Regions from separate parts of the Mus musculus genome. Here region 2 is linked to region 1. The links are chromatin loops, found by intact Hi-C in ENCODE. Cell type or tissue: heart. All regions are shown on one strand. Links, peaks and the distances in the headings refer to the core of each region. The heading gives the core; the rest is flanking DNA. Region 1 has its middle 32 kb from the start of Gm33199. Region 2 has its middle 30 kb from the start of 1700018B08Rik.

Region 1 (8,333 bases), core at 221-8,220:
GTTGTAGCACACAGGCAGAGGTGACAGGACAGCCTCAGGTGTCCCTCCTTGCCTTCCACCTTGTTTGAAACAGTTTCTTGCTGATCCTCGCTGTGTAGACCAGGCTGATCTGTTGAGCATCCAGCAATTCTCCTGTCTCTGCACCGTATCCCCCAACAGGGGTATACTGGGATGACAGACATGTGCGTGCGTGTGCATGTGTGTGTGTGTGTCTTTTTATATGGGTCCTGGAAATCCAAACTCAGGTCATCAGGCTTTTTTGTTTTGTTTTGTTTTTTGAGACAGGGTTTCTCTGTGTAGTCCTGGCTGTCCTGGAACTCACTCTGTAGACCAGGCTGGCCTCGAACTCAGAAATCCGCCTGCCTCTGCCTCTCAAGTGCTGGGATTAAAGGCATGCACCACCACTGCCCGGCCTTCCACAGTAAATTCTTAAACCACTGAGCCATCTTGCCAACTGAGAGCCAAGGTTTTAACATCTTAGAGCCTGAGTTCTTCTCAAAAGGCCCCGTGTGTGTGTGTGTGTGTGTGTGTGTGTGTGTGTGTGTGTGTGTATGTTCGTGGAGGCCAGAGGCGTTGGATCCACTTGCAGCTGGAGCCGCAGGCAGCTGTGAGCTGTCCAACTGGCCCTGGGAGCTGCAAGAGCAGCAAGTGCTCTTGACTGCTAACCCATCTCTCCAGCCCCCACACCACAATTCTCTGTCCTGCTTTGGGGACTTCCAAACTCATTCCTGTTTGCCACTGCTCCGAGGCGCTGAGCTTCCTCCACTTGAACTCTGAGCAGCGTGTGGCCGAGACACAGGGACCTGTGATCAGACCTGGATGCTCAAGCCTAGCTCCCAAGATCACCAAAGGACCCAGGCTCCTTTTCATCCCCTATGAGCTACCTCCAAAGGAATTCTGATAGCCAGCAGCTGCCTCCACGTTGGCCACATTTTGAGGCCAACTCAAAGTGGACTCAGCTTTTCGGACTCTGCTGTTTTCCAGGGCGAGTGGGTTAGGGTGTGGTAGGAGTGCCACACCTGCAGTAGCAGACTTTCAGCTGCCTCTAAGCTTGCCAGGGTAGGTCCTTCTTGGCAAGGCTGAACATCAGGACAGGCTAGGAACCACACAACATAGCAGGCTGCAACCTCAGCCTGGGGACCCTGCCTGGCGACATTTCCCTCATCTCCCCCAAGGGATCCTGTGGTGTCCACTGTGGTCAGTGTGAAATACAGTGAGCACCTAAGCTGTGTCCACTGTGTCTGCAGGGCTGGCCCTGCAGAAGGCAGCCAGGAAGCAGAAGTCTGTCCTCTCTTCAGTCTGAGGTTTTACCGTGGTATGAGCCTTCCCAGATCTTACCCCATCACCTGCTTTCCCGCAGGAGTGTTGGGTAAGACCATTCTTGGAAAGATGGTCTGGGGGGTCTCTTACCCCATCCCTACTGTCTGCTCGTTCTACTACTGAGCTCAGCTATCCAACCTCTTAGTAGCTCAGGTGACTGACTCATGTTCTCTGCATCCAGGAGAAGGAGTAAGAACTATTTAATTTTTTCATTTAAAACATTTTAGGGACTGACTGGGTGGGTCAGTAGACACCTGCAACCCCAGACAGGAGATAACTTTAAAGGTAACTTTTATTCTCCTGATGTAATTGTGGTCTCTGAGGCTCACTGCCTCCATCGGCTAAGCTAGACCTAGTCCTGGAAGCTTCGAGCTTCTGTACAATCTTATCTAGGCCTAGAAGGTTTTCAGCCTCTGAGATTTCCTGCTGAATAAGCTCACCCTTCCTTTTCTTCCTGAACTCCGGCTGGTTCAGTTCAGCTGTTCAGGCTCAAGCTCCTCTCCCAGCTGACTGGGTCGATCTGGCTCCTCTCTCAGCCTCTGCATTGCTCTGCATGGCCTTAAACTAAGTCTAGCTATCTTTTCTAATCTTCTGGCTCCTTCTCATTCTCTTGCTCATTCTGTCTTTACCTGTGTCTGGCTTTTTCTTTCTTCTATCTGTCTCTGTAAAACTCTCCTGGTAACACTGCCTCTTTCTCCCTCTCTGGGCTGCTCTACTCTCCCTCTCAACTTATTGTCCTGTCTTCCACGAACTCTCCTGTATCCTGGACTGTACTCGCTCCTCCTGTGCTGTCTGTCTCTCCCTTACATAGCTTCCCTTTCCTGTCTCTTCTCATGAGAGTTGGGCGTATCCTATTCTGTCAAATCTTTCTCTGATTCGTCACTTTGTCAGCCACTCAATTAGACATCACTTTTAAACATGGCTACTTCCTTTTAAAAACTAATTTTCTCCCCCTTCTGGTCCCATGATGCTCTTGGGGCAGAGCTGTGCAGATTTGGAACACCCACATGTAAGTGCACAATGAGGACACCCCAGATTCACTGCCAAACACTCGTGAAAGCTCTAAGGCTCACACCCTTGTAACAGGAGTTCTGGAAGCTTCTATCTAAGGGATAAAGCTGAACACAGTTCTTGTACTTGGCTATATGTCTCTCCCTGGTACTCAGGGTCCCCAGTGCACAAGGACAGATGTGCCTCATGGCTGGGTGCTGTGAGGTCTGGCTCTGGGCACAGGTGGCATGCCCTGAAGATGGTGGCTTCTGCTGTCCCAGAGAAAGGCAGAGAAAGGAGCCTTGGTGAGAATCATGGCGAGCCTTTCCCTGGGGCTCTGGAGGTCAGTTCTCCAGCCTTGCAGAGGAATCTACCCAGTGTTCCTGGAGCTTGCAAACAGGGCAACAGCTCTCGGAAGACATGCATCGGGTGAGGTGTGTAGTCAGGCTGGAATCAAGCCAGTGGGTAGAAGAGAGAGACCAAGGGCAGGTGTAGACCCCAGCCCTGGCCAGCAAGGTCTTGACCACGTGTGGCCTGGTCACTCTGTTGGCTCTTGCGCTTGTCTGGTCTTCAGCTTCTTCCCCTGATCCAGCAGGTATGTGTGGTATGAGACATGGTGGGTATGGTTAATGTCCTTTGTTGGCCTTAGTCTCACTGTGCCCAGATCTCTGCCCAAGCTGGACCTAGTCAGGTAGCTGGTGTCTTGAGGCCATCACTGGGGCTGGGTCTCAAATCATTTCTATCTCCTCTGCCACTTCAGCGTCCCTCTCCATAGCCTAGGCTCATCCTTAAGAGAGACTCGGGATCCTCCGTGTGCCCTTGCATGGCCTTACCAATGGGGGAGTCCCAGGGATACAGCTGGGGTAAGCAGGAGGCACAGTGTCCTTTTGGGCTCTGGTTAGCAGGGTTGATTCTGAAGACAACGGGAGGTTGAATGTGGCCCTGGCATCGGATGATGTCAAGAATTGATTTCCAAGTTGCCAGATGATGTTGTGGCCACATGGAGGAGGGCCTCTGTGCCAGAAACACAGGCAGCCTGCAGCAGGAGATGTTTGTGGTCAACACCCATTTTATTACTTCCTTGCTTATCAGGGAATCTGGCAAAACAGAACAAAACAACAACAACAAAACAAGAAAGAAAGAAGTAACATTTGAGTCTAAGTCATGTTAGTAATGGATTCATTTGCTTTCTTTCAAGTTTTCTGCTTGAGAATTTCGTAGGACGTTAAACACTGGCTGGGGTAGATGAGCTTCAGGGGGTGTCTGCTGTGCTCTGATTTGAGGGTCACAGACTGTCTCTTGTGAACTGTGTGCTCACTGGGTGCTCCTGGGATCCACCCAGCTGAGTAGCACCCCCCCACACACACACACCCAGAGTCCAGGCCTCTGAAACACAAGCGCCTGGTTTCACAAAGTATCCTGCTCTAACTGGCTCTACCCAGACATACTTGATTCTCGCAGGCTCAGCCTGCAGCCTGCCCCAGCCAGGGAGTCTCATGCCTGCACCCCCTCCTCCCCATTCAGATGTCAGCCGTGAGAAGTGCTTTCCTCTCTGCCCTGCAAAGTGCTGATGAGTAAGATCTAACTGGGGCTTGTGACTCTGGGGAGGGGTGGGTGCCCTCTGGGAACTGGGAACTGGCCGGGCTGGAGGAGGGAGGAGAGTGGGTGGACAGGAGGAACCCATTGTGCACTTGGGTCTTGTGGCCTCTGCAGTATGGGGCAGTGTGTGGGGGAGTAGGAATATTTTAAAAATCTATTTGTTTAAATTATGTTTTTGTTTTCGAGACAAGGTTTTTGCTATATAGCTCAGTCAAGCCTCGAACTCCTGGCAATCCTCCTGCCTCAACCTCTCGAGTTCTAAGATTATAAACACAGGCTGGTCACTATACCTGGCAATATTTGAACTTAAATTTTAGTAGACCTATTATAAAAAAGAAGAATGCTAGGATGTATTAGTTGTTATACTTGCTAGTACTTATTGATTATAAGTATTTAAAACTATACGGCCACATACTTCATGAAACATTAAGACATCAACTTAGTGTCTCAGAATACACTTGAGATCACCCTGCTATTAGCTATATATAATAAACATCATTTTTGAGGCATCTTGTTACTTATTATTTTATTTAAAAATTATTTTATTTATCGTGTATAAGCATCTTCATACTGCACATGTGGAGGTCACAATATAACCCTACAAAGTCAACCTGCAACCCCTTTGTGTGACCAACTCAAGTTGTTAGGCTTTGGGACAATCACTTTTGGTGACCGAGCTATCAGGGTCTCACGTATCTTAGTCTGTCCTCAAACTTACCATGTATGTAGCCGAGGTTAGCCTAAAACTCCTTATCCTCCTGCCTCTACCTCCAGAGGGCTGAGATTCCAGGTATGTGACGCCGTATCTAGTCTGTAGGTTACTGGGGAACAAGCCCAGGACCTCGCACATGCTAGACACACATTCCACCCTCTGAGCCACAGCCCCATGATTTGAAATCCCATTCTTTCAATGTCACTGGACAGATGTCAGCAATCCGTTGTGGCTCAGCCTTAGATACCATCCTTTTTTATGCATTAGCGGTGGACACTTACTGTAGCTGCCCTTCTGAGTGCTCCTCGATCACAGGTTCTAGGCTGAGATTTCCCCATCCCTGTCTGTCACCCCCCAGCTCTGTATCTGTGGATTTAGCAAACTGTGAGCAGACACAGTCAAGAGAAAATGGCACCTGTCCTAAGCTGGCACAGGCTTGCACTTGCCTTATTGTTTCTTATTATGTGCAGTATTTTGCTTCCATGTATGCCTGCTCACCAGAAGAGGGCGCCAGATCCCATTACAGATGGTTGTGAGTCACCATGTGGGTGCTGGGAATGGAACTCAGGACCTCTGGAAGAACAGCTGGTGTTCTTAACCACTGAGCCATCTGTCCAGCCCTCGTCTTATTGTCTCTTAAGCTGAAGAACACAAACAGCCGTTTGTGTGACATACTGTGTGAGTGCGGAGGACCTGGGGTAGACTCTTAGATTCCATTTCACCTATGGTAGCTGGGCCCAGTCCCTGTGGATGCTGAGGGGAGGCTGTGATTTTCTAGAACCTGTTCAACAGGCCTGGATAGGGTAAGGTAGACCCCAGACCTGAGCTGCCTTGCCCTGGGTCACAGGTGACTCCCAGAGGGGCTTCCAGGTGGAGGTCTCCCTGCAGTAAGCTCAGGAGCCCTGTAGAGTTCCCTACTGGAATGCTAAGCCTGAGTCCCCTTCCAGTGGCCTGGGGCTCTCTCTGCCTCTGTAACAACACCTCCCCTCCCCCATGCTGATATCACCAAGAGGCAGAAATCCAAGGGAAAGGTCATGTCATAGTCAGGAGCTGGGCCTGACCTCCTGGGCCCCCCATAGAGACCACTGTGCTGAGCCAGCACCAGCCTGCCAGGGGCTGCCTGGCCCTGGTGTCTGTTGCTGGCCTCTGACCCTGGGGGCAGAAGTCAGCTGGCCTCTATTGTCATTGTGACCTACACAGCAAAGGCAGGCCCCTTCCTGAGAGGAAGCTGCAGGGCAGCTGGTGGCCTTGGACCCTGAGACCTCTTTGCCCACACAGCCAGACCAGCCCACTGGAGTCAAGGCAGAAGGAGAGACAGGGGTTGCTAGGGTGCAAGACACAGCACACTCAGGAGAGGCAGGTAAAAATAGGTGAAGCTCCAAGATGTAACATCAATCAGTTTTAACCCCGGAGTGCTAGAACCTTCTGGAAGCTTCTTTTCTCTCTGGCTTCAATTTTCTAGAGACTGGAGGGAGATGCTCAGGAAACAGGGAACCCCAGAAACCTTAGCCTGGCCCCAGAGTCGGGAGCCGCTGTGGTCGGCACTGGGATGGAGGCTTGAGGGTAACTGTGAACTGGTGCCTGGAATCCGTGACACACAGCACCCCCAAAGTCTGTGGCTTAGGTTAATTCTCAATCTGCCGCACTCTGGGTGGGCTGAAGGGGGCAGCTGGGCTCTGCTCCACAGGGCTGAGGCTGGGCCAGAGGACCCCCTTCTGAGATGGTGCTCCCAGCCATGTGGGGCTAGCTAGAGGCTGTGGGCCAGGGGAGGTAGGGGTTGGGCTACGGCAATGCAGAGCCTTGAGATGAATGTTGGCTTGGATACCACCTGGTCTGTCCCCTCATGCCTCCACTGGTTTCCTTCTGTCCCCTAATCCCTGACCAAGGTCCTCTGGCTTCATCTCCAGTCACTTGCCACAGCCCCCACGCTGGCCTTTGAGTGGGATGTCCCCTCTGCTGGGAGCATGCTTCCCTCTGCCTGTCCCACAGAGGGCCACCTCCCTCTGACACCGCGATTCCCTGTCACAGAGTTTACTTGTTTGGTAGTTTGCTGATTTGCCATGGTCCAGACAAATCCCCGCACAGAGCAGAACTTCCTCACACCGCTCTTGCAGCATTTGCATGCCCAGGACAGTACTCAGTAGAGAGCAGGAACCCAGGACACACGTGGTGTGGGCAGGTAGGAGGATGGATGGATAAGACACGTTGGACTCTAGCTCAGGGTGTCCTGGAACTGGTATCCTCCTGCCTCAGTGTTTCAAGTGCTGGAATCACAGGCATGTGTCCCCAACCCAGCTAACATCACACCTCGAAAAGCATTTCTGTACTGAGCAGGATGCTTGCATGTAATGATTCACTCAGAAAGCTGAGGCAGGAGGATTGCTGTGAGTTTAGAGTCAAACTAGGCTACAGAGTGAGACCCTGTCTCAAAGAAAGGGAGAATGAACACACTTCCGGGTTCTGAGCAGGAGCTCCCTTTGGGATGGGGTGGGGTGGTGGTAAGGGTGGGGGAACAGAGGTAATGAATGTCCCATGTGAGAGATGGGGACAGTCTAAACTGTCAAGTTTCCATGCCATTGTCTGTCCAGCAGAGGGCACCAGTGTTCCTTTTTATCTTCGACCAGTTCACTCACACACACACACACACACACACACACACACACACACACACACACACACAGCTTAAGCTGTGGCTAGCCTAGGGATGGACACTAGAGTCTGAAGATCCCAGAAGCCTGAATTCTGTAACTGTTACAGCCTGTCACCATTCAGCCTGTCTGCCGGTGTCATAGCCACAGAGCCTCTGAGATGTCACAGTGAGCCTGGGAGTCGTTCCGGAGAGGGCAGAAGAAGCTTCAGAGGTGGGACTTATCTGGTTCTAATTAGCTGTGCGGCCACGAACAAGTCACTTAACCTCTCTGGTCTGCTTATTCTTCTGTTCCATGTGGGGCTGGATTAACTCATCTTGACATTCCTTTCAGCACAAGGCAGTGGAGAGGGGAGGCTGTTGGCTGGTGCTGGGGATGACGCAGTCTTGGGAAGATTCCCATAAGTGCTGATGAATCACCAGGGATGAGGAGTGGGCCTGGAAGAGCTGCAGCCATGATTTCATGTGTGTGCACAAATCTGTGTGATCATGTGTGTGCGTATGTGTACATGTATGCATGTGTGTATGTGCATGTGTTCATGTGTGTGTGTATGCATGTGTGTATGTTTATGTGTGTATGTGTATGTATGCATGTGTGCATGCACGTGTACATGTGTTTGTGCGTGTATGTGTGTACATGTATGTATGCATGCATGCATGTGTGTGCATGCATGTGTACATGTGTTCGTGTACATGTGTTCATGTGTGTATGCATGTGTGCATGTGTGTATGCATGTACATGTGTGTATGTGTGTGTGCATGTGTTCATGTGTGTGCATGCGTGTGTGTGTCTTATGCAGAGACCAAGGTCCCATCACCTATCTTCCTCTATTGCTTTCTGACTTATTTTGTTTATTAAACGTTTTATTTTAAACATTTTAAATTACATGTGTATGGATGTGTGGCCAATTACAGTTGCCTGAAGAGCCCAGAAGATGCCCTGGGGCTGGATATCCGGAGCTGCCTGCTGTGGGTGCTGGGAACTGAACCCAGGTCCTCAGGAAGAGCAGCCAGTGTTTCTAATGGCTGAGCCATGTCCCCAGCTCATGTTTTGAGACACAGGGA
Region 2 (8,333 bases), core at 262-8,261, 700 kb after region 1:
ATGTATCTGCTGGGGTGCAGATCCTCCTGCAGGGGAACTCCTGTGTGACAGTATGTCCTGTGTTAGCATTCACAGCCCACAGCCCACAAGTGCACATCTGTAGAAGCTCAGTAAACCAGGCTGCCACTCTCGAGTGCTTCACACCCTGGGGACCCTGTCCTCACATCTGATGTCAGCGAAGGCTCCAGGACAGAGAGAGCCAGTAGGAAGAAATGAAGAAATTAGCCTGTGACTTGGGAGGCCCACAAGCCGGAGCTGCACAGGCTGGGAACACTGCAGGTGCTGTGTGGCTGTCCAACCAGGGATCTTCCACCTTGGGGACGTCTGGCCCTTACTTAGAGGTTGTCACCTGACTAGATGAGGTCTACTCCTCCAGAGAAAAGCTCTATGCCATACAGAAAGCCAACAGGCCACAGCAGTGACAACCAGGTTGGCGTGTGACGGTTTCACAGCTGGCCCTGACTCAGCATACTGACCAACCACCACACAGCCCATCACAGTCTCAGCCAGGTATCAGAGCCCATGGAGGCCTCAGAGCAGCTTGAGCTGATGCGCAAGACTTCTCTCAGAGACACAGTGTCTCCAGCATGTGCTGGCTTGCAGTCTCTCGCCTGCTGTCTTAGCCACGGAGCGATCCTTCCTTAGGAGGCCCTCATGCAGGACACAAACCGTAAGTGATGGTTTGATGTGTCTGAGTACTCTCATCAGAAGAACCACCCTGACAGCTTAAAACCTGCCGTCTCACAACGCCAGTCTCCAAAGATCACAATGGCCTTCTCCAAACGTTACAATGTTTCCAAACAACAAAACAAAGCCTCGAGCGCTGTGTTTTAGGTACCTCATGTTCATCTTTCTATGACGAGCTTAACTAGGGGCTAGGGCAGTGGTTCAGTGGGTAAAGCGCTTGCCACACAAGCAGAGGACCTGAGTTTGATCCCCAGCACGCACATAAAGAACTGGATGTGATGGGCGGGTCCCTGAAACTCACTAGCCAGACAGTCTTGCCAAATCAGAGAGCTCCAGGTTCAGGGAAACCTTGTCTCACAAAATAAGGTGGGACCAGCATGCTAAAGGGGCTTGCCACAAACCCTAGAGACCTGAGTTTCAATCCCGGGATTCCACAACAGGAAAGACCCAATTCCCAAGTCCTTTGACCTCTACACATGATAGATAGATAGATAGAGAGAGAGACAGATAGATAGATAGATAGATAGATAGATAGATACAGATACAGATATAGATATATACATAGATATGTATTCGTATATATATATATATAAAGGTAGTAATTTTTTTTAATATATAAGGTGGAGAATAACTGAAGGAGACAATGGATATCGATCCATGGCTTCCATGTACAATACACATCTACATACATGCTTGCCATATACACAAACACATGCATTCACCACACACACAAACACATACATATACCACACACACACAAACACATACATGTACCACACATACAAAATTACTCGAGTCGAGAAGAAGGATCAACAAAGACATCATTTGTTTGAAAATGCCATATAAAATCCAATATTTTGTCTGTACCTATTGAGGACAGAAACACACACAGCCCGTGTGTGGAAATCCAGAGGACAACTCCAGGGGGTCAGCCCTCTCCTTCCACCTTGTGGCTGGGGTCCCAGGGATGGAGCTCAGGTTGGCAGACCTGTCAGCAAATGCCTTTACTTAACTGAGCCACCTTGATAATCCTACGTGCTAACTTAAAAGTTAAAAAAAAAATTAAATCCATTCACTAGGTGTCCAGAGTCCTAGCACTCATACAACCTACCTGGGATGCTTGACAAGATCCTGTCAAAATGCGAATAAATAAGTAAATAAATATTTTTTTAAAACAAAACCTTCAATAATAGGGAAAAGGCAGCTGCCATCAGCGGTGGAATCAGTTCCACCACACAAACAAAGACAGAACAAACATGGAGACTGTAGCTCCCGCAGCAGTAACAGAAATGGGGGCACTCGAGGAACGAGAGAAAAGATATTTGTACCACACCAAAAACCAAGAAGGCATCCTGTCGAACAAAGCTCCCTCACGTGTGCGCGCAGGAAGGCCCTGCGGATCACAGATACACAGGAGTGTGTTACACAAATAGCCTTTCACAGCCTCTGAAGAAGTGAGGGAGATTGGCTGGGGATGGGGGCCTCTTGCTGTGAACTTGAGGTGCAGCCAGGGGAGGGGACATTTGGGATTACAGACTGTCACTTGAGTGGCCATAGCTGAGGCAAGCCAGGAAATGGTCTATGTGAGCAGCGTGGGCCTGCCACTCTGATTTTACACTCTAGACCCCTGAACAAAAGCCACACTGTGAGGTGCTTAGCAGGGCTGCTCAGGGAAGGGCTGCCGGGTCCCTTTCACTTTAACGACTTCCGGGTGTTGACTAAACCTGCAAGCTCTTCCAGGTTCCACCTCCTCCTGACTGCCAGAGCTGGGGTCCTGCTCAGGGACAGTTTGCCTGTGCCTCACCTGGAGACACTCCTGCCCCGCTGCCTCCTACCCCACACCCCGTGCTGCCCCTACAGTCTGGTACTGTCCCTGGTAAATCCACCCTAGCTACAGCTGACATCAACCTCCCAATAGAAAGCCAAATAGCAGTCTGAAGACCCAGACATACATATCTGCATGTGTGTGCATATATGTGCACATGTGTGTGTGCCGGTCTGTGTACACGTGGATGTGTGGATGTGAGTTCAGAGCTAGATCCAAAGCCCACCCCCGTCCCCCGCCTCCCAGGACAGTAGTCACCACTGTAGCTGACCATCCAGAAGAAGCCAAGGAAGACAGAAGCTACAGGGGTCCTGAGCCCCCTGTACTAATTTACAGAGATTAGCCAGCAGCTTCCAGAATGATCCACCCAGCCCTCCAGATACAGCCCTGGAGATTCCACAGACCTAGCCTTGGGCAGAGGTAGGGGAAATCAAGTCAGGAGTGATCCCCAAGGAGGCCTAAGCAGCCAGGGGTCCCCTGAACAGGATGACTGCTCCCAGACCTGACCTCTTAAACAGGAAACCACAGGGATGCCCTGGATGCAGAGTGTCTGGAGCTACGCACTCAGTCCTTGCTGGACAGGTACCCTCCACTCTGGTGAGAAGTCACTCTGAAAAACACAGCCAGAAGTCAAAGGTGTCCACAGCCTCTCTTCCTCCAAATGGCCCTTCTCTGGCCCCTGGCTGGGTCTCTCCTCCTCTCTACCTTTGCCTGGGCTGTCCCTCAGCTTACCATACCTTTTCCAGACACAAGGAAAGGCTCCTATTTGCCCTTGTGTGACATCTTCTAACGGGCTTCTCTGTCCAGACCTGGAGGGAACCATGAAAAACAGCCATGATGCCCCCTCCCCTCAGATCCTCAAGGAAGGTCCAGCCTGAGTACCCCAGGTGTGTCAGAGCTGCAGATGCTATTCACACACCTGTCTGCAGCCCCCATGAAACCTCCAGCCACGGAGCATGTATGTATACCTGTGTCTGCGCTGCCCAGACGCCTGTATCTGCCTTTGGGGGTAGGAAACCGGTGCGTGTCTGAAGCTCGGGTGCCAGGCCGTGTGCCTGCGCTGTGCTCAGTGATGTGCTTCAGTACCTCTGAGGGACAGGAAGCCCGGGTGAGGGACTCAAGCTGGTCTGAGCCTTCCCACAGGTACCCAACCAATGCTGAGCAAAAATCTCTTCTAAAACAAACGGGCCTCAGAACTTAGTGCACCGTCCCACCGTCCCGGGCAGAGACCTGAACCCATTTCTATTTTTTTATTATGATTTTTTTCCTTCCGTTGGCCTAAAGCCCCGTTACTTCATTTTACCTTTCAGTAGTCTGAGTCCTACACCTGTGTCCATAAAGCGGGAGACAGCGCCACCTTCTGGCGATCAGGTGCAGGACAGCAACGTCTAGCCTAATGTGACCAGATTACAGAAAACCCCTGCTGCTGGCCTGGAGACCAGAGCTACTAACTAGCGTTGCCCTAGCTCTATACTAGGTATAGAGTACACAGTATTCAGTATAGTTGTATACTAGGACAGAGTATACAGGAGAGGGTGAGAGCGTTTGGCTGGCAGTGCTGGCACACACTGCCATGCGAGTGAAGCATGACCCTGAAGGAAGAAGCCAGACACAGAAGGTCATGTCTTGAATGATACACAACGCTCAGAACAGACGAGCCCAGAGAAAGCAGAGTAGTGATAGCCAAGGACTGAGATGTTTCTGTGACAGGAAGAGGGGTAAATGGCTACACATGGTGTTGGAATGTCCCTGTGTCATTGTATAATGTTAGCTGTATGTCAGTATGCTCAACTCCCTGTGAAGCAGGCAGACTGGGAGTGTGCGAGCTAGGACTCAGCTACTAGGAGCATACTCTCATGAGGGGGGCATGGAGCACAAGGGACATCAGAGTAGCCCTTGGGGTGTAGAACAGGTAGGGGAACTGAGGGGAGGTTTGGGGGCAGAGATCCAGGGGTCTTGCTATGGGATAGAATCAGAGGGTTTGCTCCTCAAGTGCCCAGACCCTGAGCCGTTCCCCAACCTCCAGTGGATACTCAGACCTTCCCCCTGGCCCCTGGACATGTGTGACTCTTCTCTTACCCTATAGTTAGGGAAACGAACAGAAATTGGCTCCACCCTGTGGGACAGAGCCATCCTCAGCTTGTATCCCTCACCCAAGCTTCCTTCACCTCAGCCCATCTCACTGTTCCCAGGAAACTGAGGAACATCTTCAGCTCGCTGCAGGTACGAGGCCTGGTACCGGAGACAGATGCAGAATCAACCCAGGGTCCTAGTGAGACTGCGTGCACATACCATGGTGAGTTACAAGGAACACTCTTCCTGAGCCCTGGCCAGGGCCAGCCTGGGCTATCTGATACAATCTTTAAAAGATGCCAAAAGGGAGCTGAGGAGATGGCTCATTGGTTGAGAGCACTTCTGCTCTTCTGAGGCCCAGCTTCAATTCCCAGCACCCACATGACAGTTTACACCCATTTCTAACTCTAGCTCCAGAGAATCTGAGTCCCTCTTCTAGCCTCTGGGCAACAGGAATAGACATGGTGCACAGACATATATTCAGGCAAAACAGATCTTCACAGAAATAAAAATAAATGTATTTTTAAGAAAGGAAGAAGAAGAAAGAGGAGGAGGAGGAGGAGGAGGAGGAGGAGGAGGAGGAGAGAGTGCTCATCAGTAAAAGCCCTTGCCTCCAAACCTCAAAACTTGAGTTTGACCCTTGGGATCCAAATGGTAGAAGAACCAACTCCCACAGATTGTTCTCTGGCCTCTACCATGTGCAGACATATGCACACAAAATAAAAATAAGTGAGTGAAAAATAAAGAGATAAATAAATTGTTGTTGAGAGAGGTAAAGACACGCACGTGGCATCCTCCTCTGTCCTCTACCTACATGTGTACATGCACATATACCCGCATACACACATACACATACACCATACACACAATGCCTAGAGCAGAACTAGAAGCAAAGGATTGTGGGTGCTGATAGGAAATAGTTTAAAAAGTAAGAGGAGAGAGGGGTGAACGATTCAGAGTGTCATGTCAGCAACAATATCCAAAGGCCAGAGGCAGGAACTGGGTGTAGATAAGTCTTTACCCTGCGTGTGGAGAGTCACCATGCTCAAAACAGACTGCCACACCGTGAGACTAAGCTGTTGGTTTTCACACAGGAAACTGCCATTGACCCATCAACACTAACACAGGACTGGCATCTGGTAACTTTCGGTGCCGGTAGATTTGTGATGAGCCCTGAGCAGGGGGTTAAGAGGCTTCTACCAACATCTTTGACCAAATCTGAATGTCTGCTCAGCAGGGCTCTGAAGAGGACACACAAGGCCACTGTGCAGGTCTAGCCTGCTCCTGACTTCTAGTCAGTGCCAGAATGAACAGGGGACTTCCCAGGCTCATTAGTTCATTTCTCACATGAGACCCCAAAGATGCAGGGACCAAAGATTCAGGGGCCAAAGATGCAGAGACCAAAGATACAGGGGCCAAAGATGCAGGGACCAAAGATGGAGGGGCAAAACATGAAGGAGCCAAACATGCAGGGACCAAAGATGCAGGAGCCAAACATACAGGGACCAAAGATGCAGGGACTAAAGATGCAGGGGGCAATTTCCCTTGTGGGACTCTCAGGAAGTTAGTAACCCAACAGTTGGCTTTGCAACTGTAAGTCTTCATCTGTGCAACAACCCTCAGCCAGTCTCCCTCTACAGGGCAGTCCCCTCCCAGCCACTGAGGCAGAGTTTATCTGGCAAAAAGAAGTCAGGAAAAATAAACTTACCTTTTTTTTATTTAAAAAAAAAAAAAGAATCAAGGGCCACATACAGCCAGCGCTGCAGAGTGGTCTCATGGTCCCATATCTGCACTGCACATTTAGCCTATACGAGTATTTTCACCTCTGGATCTGACCTTGGCAAGACCCTGAGCAACTCAGCTGGTGAGACTGCCAGGAAACAATCTTTAGTCACCCTTGACATCACACTGACTGCAAGAGTCTTAGATCTTATGCTCAAATCCCCCTCAAGGAGCACCCCAAAGTGCCCATGGAATATTTAAATACGTATCAGCTGATGGAATTATCCATTTTCCTGCTTTGCTTGAGATTATGGGTCCTGGCTCAGAGGAGCATCTGTGACCAAGGAGGCAATGGGAAGCCAATAGGATGGAGAGTAGCAGGGGGAGGTCAGAAGCCACCATGGGGGATGGTCCTTATTCCATTCCTCCCCCACAGCCCACTAATCTGCTCAACAACTTCTCAGCCCACATAGACGTGGATCAGTCCCTGGCCTGGCTGCATTTTGTGGATCTGAAGCTTCCCAGTTTCTCTCCCACTGCCCCCCACACAGGAAGGCAAAGACACGTGAAAGGTGAGTCCCCAGGAGGAAGGTGAGATCCATCATCTGAGGCCTGCCTTCCACGGAGGACAATTTCTTCAGCATCTCCTTTAAAAGCCCTGAGACACTAGGTACCAGTCACCCAGTGTAGACTAAGAACAACCCTGACTGAAGCCTCAGACCAGTGATTCCCCTGCCTTCAGGATGCTGGGATTTCAAGGGTGTGCTGCCTCACCAAGTGGGTAATGAATTTCCATGTTGCCTTTATAATAGCACTTTCACCAGCAAAGTGAATTAATGGATGGATGATGGAGAGATGGATGGATGGATGATGGATGGATGGATGGATGGATGGATGATAGATGGATGGATAAATGGACAATGGATGGATGGATGGATGGATGGATGGATGGATGGATGGATGATGAATGGAGGATGGGTTATGGATGGAGGATGGTTGATGAATGGATGATCAGTGGATAGGTAGATAGGTGGACAGATAGATGGATGAATAAATAGAATAGGTAGAAAGAATGAATGGATGATGGATTGATGGGTAATAGATGGATGATAGAATTGGTGGGTGGATGGATGGATGGATGGATGGATGGATGGATGGATGGATGGATCAGTAACAATGGATATGTATTTAGGAGTTGATGATGAATATTTCTTCCTCTGCATGGAGGCTTCTGCATCAGCTCCTGCTTCCTTGTTTTCTGTCCTTTCTGAGTTCATGTCCTGACTTCCTCCAGTGATAAACAGTGACATGAAAGCGTAAGCCAAATAAATCCTTTCCACCACAAATTGCTTTTGGTCATGGTGTTTCATCACAGGAATAAGTAACCCTAACTTGACAAAAATTGGTACCAGAAGTGGGGTATTACTGTGACAGACCTGACCATGTTGTTTTGGGGAGAAGTGGGGAAAGACTTTGGAATTTAGGGTATGAAAAAGCCATTGAGTGTTCAATGCTTGGTGAGCTGTTCTGTGAGGATATTGACAGAAATACAAATAAAGGAGCCCTGGCCTGTAAAGTTCCAGACAGAAGTTTGGAAGCCATTTAAAGACTATCAGGGCTGTTACCATATTTGTTATTTTGAATTAAAATTCTGTAGTTCTCATCAGCTAGGGCTGAAGAGACAGCTGTGATGTCAACACCTTTGAAGTGAAACTTTTGTATTACTGGGACAATTGATGCTGGTCAGCTAGAACTGAGAAATTAGTGATGATTAAGAAGTGAACCTTCTGAGCTGGAGAGATGGCTCAGCCGTTAAAGGCTAGGCTCACAACCAAAAATATAAGAAGTGTCTCCTGAGAGTCAGCACACATAAGCTGTGTTCCATGGTGGCCAAGGTTGTACCTCATATTCAGCAGCAGACAAACTTGGTAGTGTAAGAATCACCCAGGTGGTACTGGTTTTAAAGTCATGAAGGGGTCATGGAGAGCAACTGAGGCCTGGCACTGTGAGAGGTAAGGAGAGGCCA

The links. Peaks named below come from ENCODE experiments on the same cell type or tissue, not always from the same donor. Only the 100,000 strongest peaks of a DNase experiment are listed, where the experiment ranks them.
Region 2: it touches region 1 in a loop (2.1-fold over the local background); 8 of 42 quality-filtered maps call a loop at or near these places.

Annotation. Positions count from the first base shown.
Region 1 is chr8:120,814,360-120,822,692 of GRCm38, forward strand. No RefSeq gene overlaps it. Among named protein-coding and RNA genes, the nearest start is that of Gm33199, 32 kb to the left of the region's middle. In heart, for the core only: CTCF peaks have their summits at 5,114 (motif pointing right), 7,183 (motif pointing right) and 7,386; a DNase peak (open chromatin) is centred at 7,172; H3K27me3 peaks cover 3,891 bases.
Region 2 is chr8:121,509,754-121,518,086 of GRCm38, forward strand. No RefSeq gene overlaps it. Among named protein-coding and RNA genes, the nearest start is that of 1700018B08Rik, 30 kb to the right of the region's middle. In heart, for the core only: a CTCF peak has its summit at 3,882 (motif pointing left); a DNase peak (open chromatin) is centred at 3,878; H3K27ac peaks cover 224 bases; H3K27me3 peaks cover 3,302 bases.